Regions from separate parts of the Homo sapiens genome. Here regions 2 and 3 are each linked to region 1. Evidence: chromatin loops called from intact Hi-C (ENCODE). Cell type or tissue: endothelial cell of umbilical vein. All regions are shown on one strand.

The links. Hi-C counts contacts between places; a loop is a spot of excess contacts. Peaks named below come from ENCODE experiments on the same cell type or tissue, not always from the same donor. Only the 100,000 strongest peaks of a DNase experiment are listed, where the experiment ranks them.
Region 2: it touches region 1 in a loop (6-fold over the local background); 2 of 110 quality-filtered maps call a loop at or near these places.
Region 3: a loop joins it to region 1, with 2.7 times the contacts of the local background. A loop is called at or near these places in 3 of 110 quality-filtered maps.

Annotation. Positions count from the first base shown.
Region 1 is chr18:612,740-620,739 of GRCh38, reverse strand. It overlaps CLUL1 (clusterin like 1), which reads right to left. Exons shown (of 10, transcript NM_001393344.1): 3 at 2,634-2,752; 4 at 1,379-1,527. The coding sequence starts at 2,739. It overlaps LOC105371952 (a long non-coding RNA gene), which reads left to right. Exons shown (of 7, transcript XR_935082.4): 7 at 1-88. Among named protein-coding and RNA genes, the nearest start is that of CLUL1, 20 kb to the right of the region's middle. In endothelial cell of umbilical vein, a CTCF peak has its summit at 4,166 (motif pointing right); a DNase peak (open chromatin) is centred at 4,189.
Region 2 is chr18:329,217-337,216 of GRCh38, reverse strand. It overlaps COLEC12 (collectin subfamily member 12), which reads left to right. Exons shown (of 10, transcript NM_130386.3): 6 at 1,987-2,475; 7 at 4,074-4,210; 8 at 5,440-5,549. Among named protein-coding and RNA genes, the nearest start is that of THOC1, 65 kb to the right of the region's middle. In endothelial cell of umbilical vein, no CTCF peak of the experiment used is centred here; DNase peaks (open chromatin) are centred at 1,256 and 4,936; H3K27ac peaks cover 346 bases.
Region 3 is chr18:521,708-529,707 of GRCh38, reverse strand. No RefSeq gene overlaps it. Among named protein-coding and RNA genes, the nearest start is that of LINC01925, 10 kb to the right of the region's middle. In endothelial cell of umbilical vein, no CTCF peak of the experiment used is centred here; DNase peaks (open chromatin) are centred at 2,497, 2,757, 4,457 and 5,047; H3K27ac peaks cover 2,735 bases.

The DNA of each region.
Region 1 (8,000 bases):
AGACATTTGAATATAATATGTATTCTCCATTGATAAAATATGTAATTCAAGCTATAGCTGTTAAATAAAGCTATTTGAATTTGAAAAAGTGATTAGGCTGATGCATTATTGGATATACATGGTACTCTCTTGAGATGCATATGTCAGATACTGTGTGTGCCCAACTGTATGTGATGACCTTGGGGAAAAGGGGATCCTCTACATTCCAGAAGAATCAACTATAGTTCCCTTGCTCTGTTCACATGCACCCAATTGTAATGAGTTGCCATGTAAGAGAACTCAGGTAGACTGATGGATTTTATTATCTAGTTTTAACTAAAGTAACCTTCACTAAATGGACAGGAGGCTTAACAAGATTCTTGAAAAAAAAAAAAACTTGGCAGATTTTAAAAATGAATAATTTAAGCTCAAGCGGACCAAAAGCAAATGGCAGAGCTGACACTTGATCATTATGAGCTCTTTATTGGCCAAGTGACAAGGGAAAACTATGGTGATCTAATCAGATCTGGCAAGTCGGCTAAAAGTTTCAAAATATCTAGAAGATTATTTGAAATGTGGACTTATATCCACACTCGCTAATGATGAATCTCACCTTAAATACATATTGTGCCTTGAGATATCAATGGTAGCAATTCATGTATCTAATTCATAAGTAAATGAATATGCATATATTTAGGAGTGAGTGGTAACAAATTTTTTAGTCATAGGAATGAGAGACCAAAAATCTCTGGGCCAGGCACGGTGGTCCATGCCTGTAATTCCAGCACTTTGGGAGGCTGAGGCAGGTGGATCACTTGAGCCCCAGAGTTCGGGACCAGCCTGGCCAGCATGGTGAAACCCCGTCTCTTCTAAAAATACAAAAATTAGCCAGGCGTGGTGGTAGGAGCCTGTAATCCCAGCTACTAGGGAGGCTGAGACAGGAGAATCACCTGAACCCAGGAGGTGGAGGTTGCAATGAGCGGGATCAACTCCAGCCTGGGTGACAGAGCGAGACTCTGTCTCAAAAACAGAAACAAACAAAAAACAAAAAACAAAAACTCTGGAGACCACTGATCTAGTAAAAAAAAAAACTCTTCAAATACTTTTGACTCAATATCCTAACTCAGAAGAGACCAAGAATAATCTATTTTTGAGAAAGCAGCACTTAAACAGAGATGAATCCCCCAGATTCCGGGTTGGAGTCTTGCAGAAGCCTATCCTACACGAAATATGTTCTTCAAGGAAATCTGAAGCTTCCCTTAAACTTTTCCTCAAATAAAAGCAGCTACCCATGAAATTTATTACTAAGGAAAATAAGTAATTCATCAATCGCACTAACAAGTGCAGTATTTCTGGTCCAGATCTGTGTAAGAACAGACATTATTTTCAATGACTGTACCTGCTTTTCTTCTCTGCATTTCTTCAGGGTGCTCATTAGATTGGTGTGTTCCTTCTCTTTTCTTTCCATCATGATTTTCATTTGCTTAATACCAGTCAAAGCCTTCTTCACCTCTTCATCTGCATCTATCTCCCCCACCTCAGAAAAACCTAAAAGACATGTGGCAATTTTTTCTTTGAGATCTGATCAGATTACAAAACACCAAGTTCACCAACCTTTCATGTCTCCAAAAGAGAGGCTTAATTGTTCTCTTATAGGCTCATATTCTGAAAGCAGATCATAATGAATTAGCTGTCAGCTGCCACATGGACCCAGCTGCCACACGGACCATACCTTCTACTCCTCACTTGTGAGCGCCTAAACAAATAGAGTTCACTGAACCTCATTCTTGTCATCTTGCTCAGGCCCTGTTTTCATTTATCCATTTTTTTTCTTTCATTTAAGACTCAAGTGTGTTTATATTAGAGAAAATTTTGCATTTTCTTCATAATTTATATTAAGTGCCCAGCTGGGGACCTCAAACACAGTCAGCAATTTCTCTTTCTTTCAGCTTCAGTTACCTAATAAGGAGGCACGAGACCTAGAAAGTATCCCATGTAATACGAGCTTCCTTAATAACTCAATGGACGTGTCTTATACACCTTTAATAAGCCCTTAGTAAGTTTAAAATTCATTGTCATTCCCTGTTCAAAATAGCCAACGTGGCCTACTGAGGAGCTCATTCTTGACTCTGATTATTACAGACCCCAAATCAGCTGCATTTTAGCTAATTTGTTCTTCTATATATTAAGTACCCAAAGTATATATCACCAAGCAAAGTTGCAAGTTAATGGCCACAGAACAACCAGATTCAACGTAATTATAACCCATTCTTTCACTAGTTTAAGAACAATTGCACAGATTACTCTAATGGTTTAAATTTTTCAAATGCTAGAAAAGTATTTCACTGTTCATTAGAGCTGTGCTGAGATGACACCAACCATCTGGATGATACAAAAAAATGCAGTGAAAAAACTGGCAAGTTGTATCTACATGATACAAACATCTGGAAAGGTGAACGCCTGCAGAGACGTGATTGGAATTTTCTATTTTTACCCAGATGTTTGGCGTCAGGATGACCTGGTTTAAGCGCCTTGAGAACGTTTCACCGTGAAAACAGCGAATATGGTTATCTCTCAACTGCGACTCACTATAAACGCCAGCAGGACAACCAACATGCAAACAGGACACAGCACAGATAAGAAACCAAACGTACTCTTCAGGTTTTCACTGATAGCAGTTTTGTCCTTCCAAGTGGGTGCGCAGTGACTGTCTTTCAACCACAGCAGACACACAATAAACACCAAGAGTGGCGGCTTCATGTTCCCGCTGTTACTGCAAAGGAAAAATAAACCCGCATCAAATGTCTTCCATTTGGTTAGTTTCTGTTGGCATCAATTGAAAACACCTGGGGCTCCAAAGCATTTTTCTGTCAATTTTTCCTTATGACTTTAGACAACTTATGCTAATGTGCCTGAGACATAAGGAAGCTTGAAATGTAAGTTAAAAAAACAAACAAATTCTAGTCCCTATTTGGTTTAAACTCTTCACGACAGTTAAAAAAGCCCGCCATGTGAAGTACTTGAAACTCAATGCAATGGAGAGGATAGATCACATCCTCTCAGAGTCCAAGCTTCATTTTGTAAACATCTCGAAACACAGAATTAATTCGAATCTGTTAGAGGGATTTTTTTCCCTCCAAAATTCTTTTTTTTTTTTTTTTTTTTGAGACGGAGTTTTGCTCTTGTTGCCCAGGCTGGAGTGCAATGGCGTGATCTCGGCCCACCGCAACCTCCACCTCCCAGGTTCAAGTGATTCTCCTGCCTCAGCCTTCCCAAGTAGCTGGGATTATAGGCATGCGCCACCAAGCCCGGTTAATTTTGTATTTTTAGTAGAGATGGAGTTTCTCCATGTGGGTCAGGCTGGTCTCGAACTACTGACCTCAGGTGATCCGCCCCCCTCGGCCTCCCAAAGTGCTGGGATTACAGGCGTGAGCCACCACACCTGGCATTTCCCTCCAAAAGTCTATGTTCTCAAGTGAGTTTTTACCTACGTGGTTCGCTATTATTTTTAAAGAAAGCAAAACCAACCACACACATTTTTCTCATACTCCTTATAAAACCCATTATGCTATGTGAATAGTGCACAGTTAAAATTTTTTCTTCTCAGTTAATGAATTTCCCTTTGAGTTTAATTCGATACACATTAGTTATAAATATTCTAAATACAGAGGTTAAAACTTTACTAAGAAAAGTTAAATAAGTTAGAATAGTCGTATGCTTTAATAAAGTTAAAACTATAAAATAAGTTAGATTATTTTAACTCCCACAAAGGGGATATTTATCTGCTTTACGTATATTTACTATTTTAAAAAGAAAACAACCACAGAAACCTCCATTATTTGATCAACATTTGGAATGTCTTTTTAATACAGTCGTAAACTAGCAACTGTACTAGTAATTATGCAGTTATCACATTTTACATACATCATTTCAACTAACTCTTCTTCTATCATTACTCTATTTACAAAACAAAACTTATTAATATAGTGTATTTACCACTAACTTTGCAATATCTCCCCAGTGAAGTTGCCACCAGCTTCTGGAAGGACCTTCGTTTTTCTCTGCTTTAATTTTCATCCGTGTCAGGGATTTAGCTGTGTCCTATCAGTTTGATGACACAGTGTTTAATCCTATTAACCCAACATTTTGAGATTTACAACTATGATCTAAAATTTGGTACTGTTCAGAAGAAAACACTAGAGGGCAGGCTGTGTACACAATTGGCAACAGTGACCTTGGGCTACCTTCCTATATACAAATGTGTTTTGATAGGACTCATTAAAACCTTAAAAATATTTTTTTAATTTTCAATTTAAAATATGTAGTTTCCTATGTAAGCAAAATTAGTCTCTTAGATTGAAAATACTATAAGCCACAATGTGAAAGTGAGTAAACTCTTAGATAAAACAGTTCGAAAAGTGTATTTACACAGTCATGTGGCATCTTTGTTTGTTTGTTTTCTCGTTTGGCATTTTTTGACTGTTAGTATATGAAGCGATATAACCAACTAAAGTGATAAAGTCTAGCATATACATAATGCAATAGATAAGTATTTTAGACCCACCGTAATTTGCTACTTGATTAGCTGAACTGAAAATGTAGCCCTTAATGATTCATTTAAAAACAACTTAGACAGCTGTTAGTCATGATAGCCAACTCTGGAATCTACACGATGGGTCTCTCTGGCAACTGAAATCTCAAGATCACCTGCGCCCTGTTTGCAAGTTTTGAGAGACTAGCCAATCCATCCTTACTATGTACTCAGCACTTGTCCAAGCAGGTCAGACCTTGACAATTCTGAACTGGGCCACCTGCCTTTTAGGCGCCCTATGACGTTGGTCCTGGTCTCTGAGCAACATGCAGTCTGGAGTTTATCTTTGCTCTGCCTGGGCACAGAGAGTGACACACATTCAAGGCCCAGCCACACCCCATGTCAGCTGCCTTGATTACCCACTAATTCCCTCTTTTAGCTGGAAAACTCTTAGCTCTCTTGGAAAACAGATCAGCTCATAGCAAAACTCGAACTATTATTATTTTAAACAGCCTAATGTCACTTATGAGCAACTACAATCCACACCTATAAACAGATGTGTCCTATCCTGAAAGATGCATGGTTGGCCAATGGAAGAGGCAGCACTTTGGGTATTTTTCTCAGGAAGAGCAGAGCAGAGTCCTGGAAAAGTTGGTCATAGGAAATTGTCCAGCTTTTACCCTGACTCTGTGCACCATTGCTCATTAGTTTACCACTGTCCAAGTTTGGGCCCGTTTGACATCAAGGCTGGCATCTGCGTGTTCTTTTTCAACAGACCCAAATTTTGTTGAAAACGGAACCAGTTTTCAGGAAGCAAAACCAATCACACACATAGAAAGATGGCTTACTTCCTAGTAGCAGATTTTTTTCTTTAATCCATGTTCCTCCTTTAAGAGCAATTTCTCAGAACAGAACTTTATTGCTAACTAGTACTAATTACTTTGAAAATATCTCGAAGCTTCCAAAAAGGCTCTTCCTCTAATTACTTCATCTGTTTTCACAGCTGCCATTTTGTTCTTAAGATTAAGCAATACTTCATGTGAATCCGGTCACTTTCATAATTATGACATCATTATGCTCAAGATTTAAGGGGATTACAAAATATTGTAGATAGCTGCTTGATAATTAAGGAGATTTAGAAGCAAAGTCATCTTAATTAAGAAAGATGGCAAGAGGATGCATGTGGCATCAACTGGAAAATAGAGGAATCAGATGGATTTCAAAATGTCAGGTTTATTGTTGCTAAGTTCAGGCTTGGACAGAGCATCTTAGATGCATGGCCATAAAGGTCTTGCTAATATGTCACCCTTGAGTTAGACTTGCCCATCCTGCCACTGGCATAGCCAGACAACCTCTGGGCTTCCAACTGGGACATTTGGCCAGGAGCAGACTAGGAAGCCTATATACTGCTCAGGCTGTGTCTTATATAGAACCAGCTCCAGGATACAATGACAGTGGTCCCTGCAGTTATGTAACCTAAGAGTGCATGTGTCCTGTAGACACCAGCTAGGATTTGCTGTCCTGCACCAGTAAGGTCTCAAAAAGACAGAAAGAGGGCAAATCTCTAACGAGTTCTCCTCAACTGAGATCCACAGACTAAGAACATGAATCAAATAGCACTCTGCTTTGCAGGGTGAGAAATGGGAGGGTGAGAGGCCAGGGGTGTTAGCCTGGTAGAAGTCCTTCCACAGTCACAAGAGGCAGTCCTCCTCCTCTGGCCCACTGAAAAAAAGTTGAGGAGAATATGCATAAGAGAAGTAAAACAAAAGATAAAGTATAAGGATCTAAATAAATTATCCACGTAGAATATAATAGCAGCTGTCATCAGACTTATCCTTCCTTTCCTTCCTCTCTTCTTTTTCCTTCCTTCCTTCCTTCTTTCCTTCCTTCCTTCCCTCCCTTCCTTCCCTCCCTCCCTTCCTTCCTCCCTTCCTTCTTTCCTTATGTCCATTTATTCAGCCATTCATTTAATAAACTTAAAGAAAATTATTCACAATAATAAGCAAAATTTTAGAAGCAGAGTGTAAATCCTCAATTAAAAATTTCCTCCTTTGCAGGCAAAGGTTGGCTAACTCACTTGCTGGAAAGGACCGATGGACATAAAGATCACTGACTTAAGAGGTCAAATTGCATCAACTTCCTTGCCACACGATTGTCTCATGGTCCTGTCCACTTGGACCTCATCGTCCTCTCATAAAAAATGCAATTATTGGAAGAAATATTTCCAGCTGTTACTCCCAGCTCTGAAGTTCTGTGATTATTATTCACATATTCTCACCAAGCTCTCGTACATAGCTGGAATGTACGAAATGATTTGACATGACCTGTAAAATGAAGAATTACAGCTACTCTATCTTGCTTAGAGATTGCTGAGCAGGTCAAATTAGTTATTATAAATGAAAATGTTTTATTGAGCCACACAGAGTGCAATGTCATTGGAAGGTAGACCAATAACCTTTTTAAAAAATTCAGACTAGGCCAGGCACAGTGGCTCAGGCCTGTAATCCCAGCATTTTGGGAGGCTGAGGCAGACACATCACTTGGGTCAGGAGTTTGAGACCAGCCTGGTCAACATGGTGAAACCCCATCTCTACTAAAAATACAAAAATTAGCTGGGGGTGGTGGCAGGTGCCTGTAATCTTGGCTACTCGGGAGGCTGAGACAGGAGGATTGCTTAAACCTAGGAGGCGGAGGTTTCTGTGAGCTGAGATAGCGTCACTGCACTCCAGCCTGGGCAACAGAGCGAGACTCCATCTCAAAAAAAAAAAAAATTCAGACTAAACTAAAATTATTGCCAGGCACAGTGGCTCATGCCTGTAATCCCAACACTTTGGGAGGCCGAGGCAGGCAGATCACTTGGGTCAGGAGTTCAAGACCAGCCTGGCCAACATGGTGAAAGCCCATCTTTACTAAAAATACAAAAATTAGCTGGGTGTGGTGGCACGCACCTATAGTCCCAGCCACTCGAGAGGCTGAGGCAGGAGAATCGCTTGAACCTGGGAGGTAGAGGTTGCAGTGAGCTGAGATTGCAGCAGTGCACTCCAGTCTGGGCAACGAGAGCAAGACTCCATCTCAAAAAAAATACAATAAAATAATTGTTTTAGTTTCATATAACATAAGTAGCAAAAGTAGGCATTGAATCTAGACTTCAAATCCTTTCATGAAAAAGATCTAGTTTGAATACAAAATGAGAAAATTATATTCCACTTCACCATCATCATGAAGCCAGAATTTATCTGTTTAGATCAGCACTACACAAATTTAATTATTGATTAGGATGTATATAAATATCAAGTACATTTAAAATTTCCATTTTACCCAGAATAGTGCTTCTCTTGCTTCCAGCAAGTTCAACCCTTGGAATAGTTTATTCGGCAAATGTATCAGGCACTCATTACATTCTGCACCGGAGATACAGTGGTCTCTGCGTTGCAGGTGCCCACGCTGCGTTCCAAAGGGAGGGAACTGGACAATACACAAATAAATATAG
Region 2 (8,000 bases), 280 kb after region 1:
CTATCCTTCTAACTTTAGAGGCTTTCTGCTTCTGTAGAAAAAGTAAGGCCAGGCACAGTGGCTCACACCTGTAATCCCAGCACTTGGAGAGTCCGATGGGGGAGGATCGCTTGAAGCCAGGAATTCGAGGTCAGCCTTGGCAACACAGTGAGAGCCCTATCTCTACAAAAACATTAAAAATTAAAAAAAAAAAAAGCAGGCAATGTGGCACAAGCCTCTAGTCCCAGCTACATGGGAGGAAGCTGAGGTTGGAGGATTGCTTCAGCCCAAGAGTGCAAAGTTGCAGTGAGCTATGATCATGCCACTCTCCTCCAGCCTGGGTGACAGAGTGAGACTGTCTCTAAAAAAAAAGAGTGAGACTCTGTCTCTAAAAAAAGAGAGAGAGAGATTAAGTGTGGCCTTTTACTTATTCATGCAGAATTGTGAGATTTCAGAAACTCTAAGATTCATTCATTTCAACATCAGAAGACCTGAGTTCATGCCCCAGCTCCACTACTAGATTGTGACTGACCATGTCTTACTCTCCTTGGTATCTGTTCCTAGTAGCTAAGTATCCTCGAACAAATAGTTTGGCATCTCTGGCCCTACATGTCCTCATTTATGCAATGAGAATTCTACCGCACAGGCAAGGTCAGGTGGCATAATGTATGTGAAAGTACCCTGAAAATTGTCATTCACTATACAGTTCCTGGTAGGAGATTATTTGTGTGAAATTTCCTGTTACCCCTGAGAAATTAAAGAAAGAAAAACAATCCTGTGTTACATGGGCCTCTTTGTGGGATAATGGGGATGAGCAGTATTCGCTTTTCTTCCCAATTAGATGGTCCACATACCTTTTTTCTCTAGCCTACCTTCCTTATGTGTATTATTAGACTTACAAACCCACCCAGAGAGTTTGGACACCTGTCCACAATGGGCAGCAAAGTCCCACCAGGCTTTCCCACAGAGACCTCCCGTCCCTCTGAGCTGGCCCATGGGTGAGTGAGGCCCAGCCCTAAGGACAGCAGCACCCCCACAGCTTTGGTGGACAGCACAGGCATGCCAGCTGGGGTACAACAGAGAGGAAGCTTACAGGGAAGTTATAGGCTTGGTTATGGGGAGAGAATTAATACATCAATCTCCTTCAGTTCTTTATCCCACAATACCTTAACACGGTGCTTGTCATATAAGCCTTTAATAAATATTTACCAAATTAAGGACAAGAGGAAATAAGTAAGAGGAAATCCTGATCCTGGTCTACACAACTTTCCTGCTGATGACAACACAGGCCCAGGTGACTAAGAGAACCCAGTTTAATCATGTGAGTCACTGTGAAGAATAAGCCCCTGGCTGTCAGTGTCACCATGAAGGACATCAGTGGGGCACTAAAACGTTGTGCACTGTTACAATACATTCTAAAAGCTTGAAGAAGAAGGGTGAGCTTACTGAAGAACACACAGTATATTGGCTTGCTTGGGCTGCCATATACACAGTACACAGTACACGGACTGGGAGGCTTAAACAACAGACATTTCTTTCCTTACGGTTCTGGAGGCCGCAAGTCCAAGATCAAGGTGTCAGCAGTGTTGTTTCCTCCGAGGCCTCCCTCCTTGGTTTGCAGGAGTCCATCTTCTCCCTGTGCCCTCAAGCGATCTTTCCTCTATGTGTCTGTGACCTAATCCCCTCTTCTTTAAGTACACCAGTCCTATTGGATTAGGGTCACTCATGTCACCTCGTTTTAACTCGATGACCTCTGTAAAGGCCGTGTCTCTTAATAAGTCCCATCCTGAGGTGCTGGGGGTTAGGACTTCAGCATAAGAATTTGGAGGAGGACATAATTTAGCCCATAACAGTCTACAGTAGTATGATAAACAGATGGTCTTTCCCTGCTGTATATACTTTGTATGCTAGGTTTTTTTAATTTGGAGATTTTATAAGAAGAAAAATTATTCATAACTATCATTCACAGTGGATTTCATGTTGACACCTTTTTCTTTTATGCTTTAGGTCCACCGGGCCCCAGGGGTCCAAGAGGTGACAGAGGATCCCAGGGACCCCCTGGCCCAACTGGCAACAAGGGACAGAAAGGAGAGAAGGGGGAGCCTGGACCACCTGGCCCTGCGGGTGAGAGAGGCCCAATTGGACCAGCTGGTCCCCCCGGAGAGCGTGGCGGCAAAGGATCTAAAGGCTCCCAGGGCCCCAAAGGCTCCCGTGGTTCCCCTGGGAAGCCCGGCCCTCAGGGCTCCAGTGGGGACCCAGGCCCCCCGGGCCCACCAGGCAAAGAGGGACTCCCCGGCCCTCAGGGCCCTCCTGGCTTCCAGGGACTTCAGGGCACCGTTGGGGAGCCTGGGGTGCCTGGACCTCGGGGACTGCCAGGCTTGCCTGGGGTACCAGGCATGCCAGGCCCCAAGGGCCCCCCCGGCCCTCCTGGCCCATCAGGAGCGGTGGTGCCCCTGGCCCTGCAGAATGAGCCAACCCCAGCACCGGAGGACAATGGTAAGTCCAAGCCCTCCCTCCAGCCAGGGGGACAGGGCAGTGCATGTGCTTGAGACTGAGCCAACCCCCAGTGTGTGGCCCCACCCATGTTATTTTTGTTTTTGTTTTTGTTTTGAGACAGGGTCTCACTCTGTTGCCCAGGCTGGAGTGCAGTGGCGTGATCTCGGCTCACTGCAACCTCCACATCCCGGGTTCAAGTGATTCTCCTGCCTTAGCCTCCCAGGTAGCTGGGACTACAAGCGTGTGCCCCCACAGCCAGCTAATTTTTGTATTTTTAGTAGAGAGGGGGTTTCACCGTGTTGGCCAGGCTGGTCTCAAACTCCTGGCCTCAAGTGATCCACCTACCTTAGTCTCCCAAAGTGCTGGGATTACAGGTGTGAGCCACCACGTCTTGTCCCCCGCTGCATATTATTTAACAGCAAAGGCATCATAGGGGCTGGCACAGGAGCCCTGCTGCCAGAACAGGCCTCCATACCAGGCATGTGTTTCTCTCTAAACGCCATTGGGTTCTCTAGTGCTCATTTGTTTTATGTATTATGTGTGTATGTATGGGACAGGGTCTCACTCTGTCACCCAGGCTGGAATGACGAAGTGAAGTAGTGCAAACATAGCTCACTGCAGCTTTGACCTCCTGGGCTTAGGTGATCTTCCCACTCAGACTCCTGCGTAGCTGGGACCACAGGGGTATGCCACCACACCTGGCTAATTTTTTATTTTCCTTTTTGTAGAGACAGGGTCTTGCTATGTTGCCCAGGCTGGTCTTGAACTCCTGGCCTCAAGCAACCCTCCTGCCTCAGTCTTGCAAAGTGCTGGGATTCCAGGTGGGAGCCACTGCACCTGGCTCTTGCACTTGTTTATTTATAGGAGCCAGCCCTCAGAAGACAAACACAATGCAAAACATTTCCTTCAGGGAAGCCTGCTGGCCGCCCTGAGCGCTCTTCCCTCGTTTTACATCCTCACTCTGGAGATAGATGGGCTCCCTCGGTTAGCTCCATCAACATGTGGATGGAACCCTCTGCTATTGATGACTACATTTAATTTCTTTTTGAGAAAGGTGTTAGATGTTACGGTGCCTTCTAGTCTTTTGATAATTAAACCTTTGGCAAAACTCGAATGTTTGGTTAGCAACCAAGCCTATTTTTCTCTCCTTTGACCCAACCGCTATTCTACTTGATTTTGGTCGGTGAGGCCCGGGTTATTTTTGTTGATCCGTGAGCCCAGTTTTGGTGCTGGGTTCTCACATCCAAGTGTTCCTGGGTTCCGTATGATTCCAGACTGACGCTGAACATCTGTGCCTGCCCTGCTTCTTGTTGTTGCTTCTGTTATTTCTGTCATTGTGAAGACGGATCCAGACACAGAAGAACAAAGACCCAGTCAAAGATCTTTTCCAGATTATGTGGTTTTGGCTTGTGCTCTGCAGTCCACTTTGGGTCATGCTTGCTGCGAGCACGTCCGTGAACGTCAGCTGTGGGCCTCGTGCAGGGACGCTCAGGCTGCTCCCAGCGGGACCACAGTTTTGGCCTCTGAAACACAGCTGAAGAAAGGCAGAGTGCTTTCTGTGATCTTTTAATCAATGTTTTCCACTTTTGCATTCCTAGGCTGCCCGCCTCACTGGAAGAACTTCACAGACAAATGCTACTATTTTTCAGTTGAGAAAGAAATTTTTGAGGATGCAAAGCTTTTCTGTGAAGACAAGTCTTCACATCTTGTTTTCATAAACACTAGAGAGGAACAGGTATGCCTGCCACATACTTGGTTGGGGAAAACTATAATTTAAGGATAGTTTACATCTGGAAATTGCAGGCTTGTTGGGGATTCAGAGATATCACGAATTCCTAGTCACGTAAACATGGGAGGCAACATTACAGAGATTTGGGTTTCATCCAGTGGCTAGAAGCATTCGTGGCATTGGAATTGTATCTTCATGATTCTTCCTGGAAGATATTGCCTATCAAGCCTGGAGATGTGTGGCTCCTTCTGGTGGCTGTTGAAATAATTATAATGCAGAGAAGCTTGAGGGCTGCCACCAGGCACCTGTGGGGACAGAGAGAGGCATGAACACTGTAGGGATGGAGTGGGGTGCAAGGGACCACGCATGGCTCCAGAGGAGTCAGGAAGAGCGAAGAAGGCTGAGGAGGCAGAGCCCACGCATGCTAATGCTAGTGTCCACTCATTAGACCCTCTATATGCCAGGCACCGTGAGAGGCATTTGCTCCCTTGAACCTCACAGCAACCCTAGAACATAGGTATTATTATTACCCTCATTTGACGGCTAGGAAAACTGAGGCCCGGCAAGGTTTATGCAGACTGAGACCAAAACTGCAGCCCATCTAGCAACAATGCAGCGCTTTCTTTGATACCACACCAATTCCAGTGGCCTCCTCCCTTCTCCCTAAGTTATCTCCAGCAGACACAATCCTGTAAACAGATGTTTCCTGTAGTAACTGACTGGAATGAGCACACGGCAGACAGTGACCAAGCACCTGGGCTTTAGAATACACAGACCAGGGCCCAAGCCCAGCTCAGCTACTTCTCATGTTTGTTCAGTGGGTTGTTATAAAAGCTTGGAGACACACTGCGTGCAACACACTGCACGTGGGGCCCAGCCCAGAGGAAGTGCCCAAGAATATCATGACTATTCCTATGATTAGGACATGGGAGAAATGGGTGGGTGGTAGGAGGAAGTGGGACCAATGGACATTCACTGGGTTGTCTGAGTGATTTAGAGGAAGAGCCTCACTTTAACATCCGTTGTAAACTTGTAAGAGGAAAAAAGTCAAAGCCCCCCAAACAGCACAAAACAAAGCAAGTAGCAAGAAAAAAGCAGAAAGCAAAAGCAGGCTACACATTCTGACAACCATCCTCTTTTAAATTGTCCTTTTTTCTAAATGTTAAATAAAAGAAAAAGGCCTGAGACATCTGTTCTGAAAAATAGTCACGCACCACCCCTGCTTTGTTTTTCAGCAATGGATAAAAAAACAGATGGTAGGGAGAGAGAGCCACTGGATCGGCCTCACAGACTCAGAGCGTGAAAATGAATGGAAGTGGCTGGATGGGACATCTCCAGACTACAAGTAAGTACTCAGAAGCTTCCAGATTGGTGGTCAGGCTCTCACTGTTCTGTTGTCACTTCTTGCCCGACTCCCAACAGTTTCTTCCTTAATGACCTCGTGTCCTAGACGCTCCTCCCAAACCGGGGCTCCTGGTACCAGTTGCATATTTCCCCTGGGGAAATCGTGGTTGACAGTTGATACGCTGTCAAATAAGGCTTTCCTTTCTTCTTTTCATGGAGTGAATTTTTTTTCATTTCTAAGAAAAAAATCATGAAACTCATAAAACCACACAGCATAATACTTCTGGCCAAGTCATTTTCTTTAAATGCTATGGGAAAAGATGATGAAGCCCAGGCAACCTCAGGCATGTTCAGCGTTCGCCCCAGGCGTGTTTCCAAGGACTGGGGAGCTCCCTTCAGGATCACACTGTGGGTGCCCCTGACCCCTAGTTGGGCTTCTAGGCAGAGTGTGATTAGAAACTACAAATGAGTAATTTTCCTGGCTGGGCACAGTGGCTCACGCCTGTAATCCCGGCACTTTGGGAGGCTGAGGTGTGCGGATCACTTGAAGTCTGGAGTTCGAGACCAGCCTGGCCAACATGGTGAAACCTCGTCTCTACTAAAAAAACAAAAAAAACAAAAATTAGCCGGATATGGTGGCGCATGCGGGTGATGCCAGCTACTCGGGAGGCTGAGGCAGAAGAATTGCTTAAACCCAGGAGGCGGAGGTTGTAGCAAGCCGAGATGGCGCCACTGCACTCCAGCCTGGGCCACAGAGCAAGACTCTATCTCAAAAAAGAAAAAAAAAAAAAAAAACTACAAATGTGTGATTTTCCTACTCATAGTAAGTTAAAATACACTATAAACAAAGTTGCATTTGCGGGATAACCATCCCCTAGAGGTTTGAAGATTCCCCATAAGTTCCATGTGACCTAAGTTCTATGAAAGGAGCAACAAAGAATAGAATCACTTTGAGGTACCTTCTTGGATAACCTAGAAGTCTCCAGGGCCTCATCCTACCCTAGGGGGTGTTAGCTCCTTCCCTAATTCTACCCAAAGATCTAACAATGACTGTATTGCATCAGTTTGATTATCACATCTCCATACTCTGGCTTTGCCTCTGACGGGTGTGAAAATTGCAAGGAACTGTAACAAATGAAGCAGAATTTATAAAAAAAATAAAATTAAAAAAAAAAAAAACCCTCTGAGTAACCTTTAGTTTGCTGGGGACGGAGAGGCCAGACCCTGCAGGGCTCCACCAGGCACAGGAGCATCACCGCATTGGAAGCACCTTCTGAGAGCACTAGGCAAAGTCCACGGTGTGGCCTCTGGGGCTGTCCCAGGAGAGGAGAAAACAAGGGTGTTTCAGGCCTAAGAGAGTCTCATGGGCATGGAGGCCTAGCCCTGTATCAGCTGAGCAGCAGGGAGGAGGGTCAGAGGTGATGGAGAAGCCAGATCGAGTTTTTTAAATGTCCCTATGTGCGTGTGCATGTGCATTTGGATAAACAGGCTCTTTTGTACTTTCAAATTCTCCATGTGAGTAGGATCAGAGGATAAAGGAGGAAACCAGAATAAGGCCATCTCTCTTTTGTTTTTATTTGTTTGTTTTTAAGGGACAAGGTCTCACTCTGTTGCCCAGGCTGAAGGGCAGTGGCACGATCATGGCTCACTGCAGCCTCTTATCTCCCCAGCTCAAGCGATCCTCCCACCTCAGACTCCCAAGTCCCTGGAATCACAGGTGCACATCACCACACCCGGCTAATTTTTAAAGTTTTTGGATAGACGTGGTCCACTATGTTGCTCTGGTTGGTCTCAAACTCCTAGCCTCAAGTGATCCTCCCACCTTGGCCTCGCAAAGCACTGGGATCAGAGGTATGAGCCACCGCACCTAGCCAGGCCAGCTCTTTATAAAAAATAAACATGTGGCGAAATATTGATTTGGAACATTAGAAGATTTTAGGTCTGCTCTGAAGGTGAGCCTCAGACTGCCCTTAAGGGCAAGTGGATATCTGCTGCAGGCCTGTCAGAGACTCGTCGGCTCCTCTGCGCCTGTCCTGGGGAGAGGAAGGGGTACCCCCTGGCATAATCTGGCACTTGAGACTTTGCCTGATGAGCCAAGGAAAGTGCCCAACACAGCAGGGACACACTTTAGGAGACTCAAAACAGTTGCAGGAATCACCATCTAAAACAGTAGCTGTAGAAGGTTGGAGCTGGGGATGGGATGGGAGACAGAGACTGTTTTTTAAAAAAGACAAAATTCTGCTTTTTTGACAGCCAAGAGCGCCGGGGTCTTTTTTTTAAGAGAGTTGGGAGAAGCTGAAACAAAAAATCATCTTCTCCACATTTTTCACTGCCGTAAATGCACAAAGGTCTGGGTTAGACTCACTAAGAAATTCAATCTTAAGCCTTTCCCCAAGAAAAAAACTGGATTGGCCCATATGGAATGGATTGAGCTGGAACATTACTGTCTATG
Region 3 (8,000 bases), 91 kb after region 1:
TAGAGTGTTTTGCATAGTGCCCGGCACATTATACATGCTTAATAGACATTCACTATTACTATAATTCTAGTTATTAATTTATAGGGTAACCAAATTTCTTCATTGCACAATTTTTCTTTATTTTTATTTTTTGAGACGGAGTTTCACGCTTGTTCACCCAGGATGGAGTGTAATGGTGCAATCTCGGCTCACCGCAACCCCGGCTTCCTGGGTTCAAGCCATTCTCCTGCCTCAGCCTCCCGAGTAGCTGGGACTACAGGCGCGCGCCACCTCGCCCGGCTAATTTTTTGTATTTTTAGTAGAGATGGGGCTTCACTGTGTTAGCCAGGATGGTCTCGATCTCCTGAGCTCGTGATCCACCCACCTTGGCCTCCCAAAGTGCTGGGATTACAGGCATGAGCCATCCCACCTGGCCAGAGCCCTTGATTTTGAAGCAAACTCCTGTCCCAACAGGAAGTTTCCTAAAATTTCACCTAGAGTAGAAACTGAACTTAGGGTTCAATCTGCCCTGGGCCTTTAGGAATCAGGAACGTGGTAATGAAGCAGCACTGTGGTCTGGGGTAAATACCTGAGATTCGTGGTCTCATGGCCACGGAAAACTAGGACGCCGGCACACAAAGAATGAGGTTCAGAGCAGAAGTTTAACAGGCAAAAGAAAGAGCTCTCTGAACAGAGAGGGGCCCTGGAGAAAATGGATTGCCACTTCTGCAGTGAAATGCAGGTTTTATAAATGAGCTTGAGGAGGCGGTGTCTGATTTACATAGGGCACAAAAGATTGGTTGGACCAGGTGTGCCATTTGCACAGCACGTGAAGAAGCTGGGCGTCCCACCCTAATCTCTTATTATTTATTTATTTATTTATTTATTTATTTATTTGAGACTGAGTTTCGCTCTTTTTGCCCAGGCTGGAGTGCAATGGCGTGATCTCTGCTCACTGCAACCTCCGCCTTCAGGGTTCAAGCAATTCTCCTGCCTCAGCCTCCCAAGTAGCTGGGATTACAGGCATGCACCACCACCCCGGCTAATTTTGTATTTTTAGCAGAGACGGGGTTTCTCCATGTTGGTCAGCCTGGTCTTGAACTCCCGACCTCAGGTGATCCACCAGCCTCAGCCTCCCAAAGTGCTGGGATTACAAGCATGAGCCACTGCACCAGGACCCCTAATCTCTTATTATGCAGATGAGTTCTCTACTTGGTAGATGCTATGTTACCTGGTTCTTTACTATACACGTGGTGACAAAGAAAAGGGAGGATGGAGCCTCCATGTTGAATATACCTGGCCCTCAGGTAGCCCTTTTTTATTGGCACAGCTGCTGGCATTTACCCATGCAAGCTTCCAGCTTGCTTATCTATGTCTGCAGTTCGATTTTTCAGGCTACTCTTTGTTAGAAAATAAATGATCCAGCAGCTGCTTTTTTTAAAAAAGGGAAATTCCGCAGAGGGCTCTGTTGCCCTTACTATCTGCCTAAATAATTTCTTTCTAGCTCCTGTATCAGTAACCCCTGTCTAAGAGGTAAGGGAGGGTAGTAAAGAACAACCTCATCGGTCTAGATATTCATGGGACTCATACCCCTCAAGAGGCCAACACTATCAATAACCATAACTAATTTGGGACTGCAGATTATTAGAGTGCACTGTTAGACAACAATAGAAGGCTTTAGTGGAGAGATCATTGAATAAGTCAGTAGTGTAGACACAGGCAGTTGAACTGATCACAAAGATGAGGCCCTTTAAAAAACATCTGAAAGACTGATACTTGACAATAGCAGGCATTTATTGAGAGATCACTGTGTTTTAAGTACCTTCCATAAATCATTTCATTTAATCATCACAACAGTTCTATAAGGGAGGTATTATTGCCCTGATTCTTTGATGAATGTGAAATTCAGAGAGTTTAAGCAAATTGTTCAATGTCACTCAGCTAAACAAATGGCATAGCAGGAATTCAAATTCACGTGCATGACTGCAAAGCCTATTCTCTGCACCCCTACACCAGAGGATCCACAGCTAGGGTCTCCAGCTGAGCATCCACAGTGTGATGGAATAACATGTCGATAGACTTATTCAAATAACAACTTTGTTGACAGCCAGGCAGCAGAATAGTGAGGTACTTGTACTTTAATCACTTCAAATGTGCCACCCCCAAATCTATATTCAGCAGTGTTCAGCAAACACAAAAAATTGAGAACCACCTCTATATGCTATGAACAACAACAAAAAACTCAGGTTACTCTCTTGGAAGATCCAGAAACTGCATTAACAGTTGCCAAAGGGAATTTCAACTAAATGAATATCTGTTCTTTAAAGAGGTCAGGAAATAAGATTAAGAACACTTACACATTCTTGAGATAGTCCTTGCTTGGTATGTTTTCTTAAGAACCAGTGTAATTTTACTTTATCAGGAAGATTATGGCTCTGTTGAAATACTGTTAAAGTGGCAGTATAAAGGTTTCAAATGTTTTTTTAGCAACGGTAAGTTTACTATATATAAAAACATGAATCAGGAAAGGAAGGAGGAGAAATGACTGTTTTTATGCCCTAAAAAAAAAAATCAGAAAAATTTTCAAACTTACTAATATTTCAATGAGACAACCATTTTCTTCTCTCTCTCTCTCTCTCTCACACACACACACACAAACACATACACAGGTATACACACAGAGGATCTTTGAAAATTCTTACTTGTAAAATATGAGTTACAGTGGGGAATAATGCACATTTAATTGGTGAAACTTACGTGACTCTCCTTTTTTTTTTTTTTTTAAGAGACAGAGTCTTACTCTGTGGCCCAGGCTGGAGTGCAGTGCTATGATCATAACTCACTGCAGCCTAAGTAGCCTACAGTGTAAGTCACTGTGCCTCACTCCTCTATTAAGCTTATAGTTTTGTAGCTGATATGGTTTAGATTTGTGTCCCCACCCAAATCTCATGTCGAACTGTAATCCCCAGTGCTGGAGGAGGGGGCCTGGAGGGAGGTGATTGGCTCATGGGGGTGGATTTTCCCCTTGTTCTCATGATAGTGAGTGAATTCTCCCGAGATGTGGTTGTTTGAAAGTGTATAGCACCTCCCTTCTTGCTCTCTCTCCGTCCTTCTCTGGCCACGTAAGACGCGCCCGCTTCCCCGTTGCCTTTTGTCATGATTGTAAGTTTCCTGAGTCGTCCCCAGCCCTGCTTCCTATACAGCTTCCAGAACTGTGCATCAATTAAACCTCTTTTCTTGATAAATTACCCAGTCTCAGGTAGTCCTTTATAGTGATGCGAGAACAGACTAATGCAGTAGCTATCATAGAACTAAAATTGTATTTAAGGCTCAAGATAAAAGCAACCAGAATTTAAATTTTATGATTAGAAAAAACTCTGTGCAGGCCGGGCACGGTGGCTCACGCCTGTAGTCCCAGCACTTTGGGAGGCCGAGGCGGGCGGATCACGAGGTCAGGAGATCGAGACCATCCTGGCTAACAAGGTGAAACTCCGTCTCTACTAAAAATACAAAAAAATTAGCCAGGCATGGTGGTGGGCGCCTGTAGTCCCAGCTACTCGGGAGGCTGCGGCAGGAGAATGGCGTGAACCCGGGAGGCGGAGTTTGCAGTCAGCTGAGATCGCACCACTGCACTCCAGCCTGGGTGACAGAGCGAGACTCTGTCTCAAAAAAAAAAAGAAAAGAAAAAACTCTGTGCATATATATGAGGATCAATAAAGTATGTCTAATGAGCACTACAATATTCAATATTACTCTTTTGAAAGAAAATGAATATTCACCATGAAGAATCAAATGAGATCTCAACTATCTTTGTGACTAACAGACAGAAAATGGTCAAAACAATTCATTTTGGCAATCCACACCAGCCAATTGCAGTTCACACTTTCTCATAATTTTCCCTGCCCAGCAAAGAAACTAGAGCACAGCTGTCCATAGACATGCTGTACCTACTTCCCACAAACCCCACAATGAGTCTCTGCAACTCAGAAAGCACAGGCAGGGTTAAAAGCAAACTGTCTGAGGTCAGATAGCCATGAGTTTGAATCCTGGTTCTGTCCCTGATCACTTGTGGTGCTTGGAGCAAGTTACTTAACTTCTCAGAGCTTGAGTTTCCTTATCTGTAAAATGGGGACGATCATAGTAACAACCATGTTCACAGGGCAGTCAGTGGAGTGTTTGCTCATGGGACATGATCAGTCAATGTTAGCTAGCGATCCTTACTACTCCCAGAGGGTGAGAACCTGGAAGGGTGTGTGTTTGATACATTTTTTTATTTTCCAAAGTACCCAGAGAAGGGCCTCAGCCACAGAAGGGGCTGTATAAAGGCTTACTGAATGAGTGCTGGCTGCCCTCTATAGCTTGCTGGTGGTAACCATAGACACAGTATAGATTGGATCTGAGCATGAGAAGGAAAGGGGTTTGGTTAAGGCCAGTTTGTCCTCCCTGACCTCCATTATAAGTGGGTTGGGGTTTGCTTTCCCTGGAAGATGGCTCATTTCCTTTCCATGGACTCACTTTGTAGTTGTTCACACTACTCTGACTCACGACTCATAAATCATAGACTCTACACGCGGGGACACCAGTTGTTTTTTGTTTTGTTTTGTTCGTTTTGTTTTGTTTTAAGAAACAGGGTCTTGCTCTGTCACCCAGGCAGGAGTGCAGTGGTGCAATCACAGCTGAGTGCAGTAGTGTGATCACAGCTCACTGCAGCCTTGAACTCCTGGGCTCAAGTGATCCTCCCACCTCAGCCTCCCAAGGAGCTGGGATTACAGGCATATGCCACCATACCTGACTAGTTTTTTGTTTGTTTGTTTGCTTGTTTTTTGTAGAGATAAGGGCTTGCTATGTTGCCCAGGGTGGTCTCAAACTCTTGGGCTCAAGCAATTCTCCTGCCTCAGCCTTCCAAAGTGCTGTGATTACATATGTGAGCCACTGCACCCAGCCCTCACTGGGTCTTATGTGTCTTTGGGGCCAACCTCTCACTAGCTTCAATGACCTATGAATAATTAACTGGGAAGCTCCCTCTTCCCCTTTAAAAAAAAAAAGTCTCTTGCTATAAATCTACCAAACATAGCTGGATAGATGCCCTCAAAATCCAAAGAGCTTGCTCACATACACAGACCTGTAAAAAAGAAAGCCAAATTCCAAAAATAATCTGCACAAACTGATTTTTATTTCCACTTTTTCTTTCCTTGAGCTCCAGTTTCACATTGCTGCCCTTCTTAGAAGCTAGTTCTCACTGGTCATTATAGAAATTATATGTCTGGTAAAATCATTACACATTTCATTTAGAAAGTGAGACGAAAAATACTTCCTTCTGAGGTGGTACAAGTTCCATTTACGGCCAAACATTGAGAGGCCAGCCTCGCTTCTCATAAAATCCAATCCTCTTTTTTCCTTAGATGACTTTTCCTCATTCTTCGGGATTTCATGTCAATGCCACTTCCTCCTGGAAGCCTTTTCTAATACATAAAAACTGCTAAGAGTCCTATGCATTGTCTTAGTCTCTTTACATGCATTATCTCATTTAATCCTGAAACTAACCTGAGGAGTAACTTGCTATCATTATCTCTATTTCATAGTTGAAGAGGCAGAGTACAGGGCCAGAAGGTAAGTTGGCAGAACTGGCATTCACACACAGGTGGTATGACTTCAGAGCTCTTACTCCTAAGTGCTACACTATCCTATTTTCCAAAGTACTACTTGCTCTCAAAGCACTCTTTTTCTTCTTTCTTTTTCTTTTTCTTCTATCACAGCACTTGTAGTAAACGTTAGTGGGGTTCTAGCCCATCCCCCATCTCCCGCCCCTTTCCTAACACCTTTCTATTTCAATCTGGTTACACAATCTCCACCCCTGGCCCTAAGGGTGAAACACATGATATAGGCTAAGCCCATCGACATATTTCCTCCCATTGTGCACAGTGATTGGTTGGGGTAGGGATATGCCCTAGGCTGACCCAATCAGAATTCATCTTGAGACTTTAGTCAGGATGCCGGGAATGGGAGGCAGATTCCTTATTCCTTGCTATATGTGAATCACATAGCTTTAGGAGTTGCTGCAGCCATCTTGGGATTATAGACAAATGTGATGACAAAAGAGCTTGTCATGGAACCAGAGCTGAGAAATAAAGAGAAAAAAGTGCTTGATCTTGTCACATGCTTTGAGCTGCCTGGAACAAATCTTCCTGAAGCCATCCTACGTGTGAACTTCACAGGTATATGTAAATTTCCTTTGTTGTTAACCCAGTTGGAATTGGGTGTTCTGTTTCTTGCACTCAGAAGCTTCTTAACTTACTAGCATTTACACATGGTATTTTTCTGGATTTTTTTTTTCCAGACAGAGTCTCACTCTGTGGCCCAGGCTGGGTTACAGTGGCACAATCTCATCCCACTGCAACGTCCACCTCCGGGGTTCAAGCCATTCTTCTGCCCCAGCCTCCGGAATAGCTGGGATTACAGGTGCCCACCACCATGCCTGGCTAATTTTTTGTATTTTAGTAGAGACGGGGTTTCACCATGTTGCCCAGGCTAGTCTCGAACTCCTGACCTCAAGTGATCCACCCGCCTCGGACTCCCAAAGTGCTAGGATTACAGGCGTGAGTCACTGCCCCCGGCCTTTTCTTGATTGTTTAATTGTTTTTTCTCCCCGGTAAACACTAAGATCCTTGAGGGTGGGAACCACCACTGTCTTGTCACAATTGTGTTCCCAGTGCTTGGTACCTGGTAGGGGTTGCATGAATATATGTCAAATGAGTGAAATGAATGAACGGCAGATTTTCTTGGGCGGTGAGTGACCTGAACCACACTTTCAGTTTGCTTAGATTTCATGTCATTTACAGGTGCTTGAAATCTCCAACTGGAACCTGAAAACTGTGGGGTAGCCAAACCAGGCAAAGAGATTGAAAGGAATTTTCCGATTTCCAAACTATTTCAGTTGTACTACATTAGCTAAGATCTCCATTGAATGGATTTTTAAATCCTTAAAACAAGAATACCACAAAGTCCAAACAACTGCAAATGAAAGACTCCCATTGGAATAAAACCATAATCAAGTACTTTAAACAAAAATATAAATACTACATTAAAATGTCTAAAGTAATTACGTACAATATAAACTTGCAGTAACATACCTTTTACCTGATGGTCTTCATCTGTGTTTTATCTTTAGCCGAAAAAAACAACAACAACAACAAAGAAAAAGCCCCCAAACCAGGATAAACTGGAAACATTTATTAAAGCAACCATCAATTTTACTGCCATCATATTTTGAGGCCTGAAACATCAAAGATTTACTGATGTTATCTATAAATAATAATTTTTACATGAGTTACAGTTAAACTATACATTCAAAGCATAACAATGGCAGGAGGAGCCTGGAAGAACTCTTACAGGTCATCCAGTCTAACTCCTTAATTTACCCAAGAGAAGACAGAAGACCTAGTGGAGGCCAGGCACGGTGGCTCACCCCTGTAATCCTAGCATTTTGGGAGGCTGAGGTGGGCAGATCACTTGAGGTCAGGAGTTCGAGACCAACCTGGCCAACATGGTGAAACCCCGTCTCCACTAAAACTACAAAAATTACCCAGGCATGGTGGCATGCACTGGTAGTCTCAGCTACTTGGGATGCTGAGGCAGGAGAATGGCTTGAACCTGGAAGGTGGAGGTTGCAGTGAGCCAAGACTGCGTCACTACACTCCAGCCTGAGCAACAGAGCGAGACTCTGTCTCCAAAAACAAAAACAAAAACAAACAAACAAACAAACAAACAAACAAAAACAACAGAAGACCTAGTGGGAAAGATTTACCTGTGTTTCATTCAACCTAACAATACAACAAGCGTTCACTGGGTCATGCTGTATGTGAGATTTGGTGTTAGATATTGAAAAATAAGGCCGGGCATGGTGGCTCACGCCTGTAATCCCAGCACTTTGAGAGGCCGAGGCGGGTGGATCACGAGGTCAGGAGATTGAGACCATCCTGGCTAACACAGTGAAACCCCATCTCCACTAAGAATACAAACAA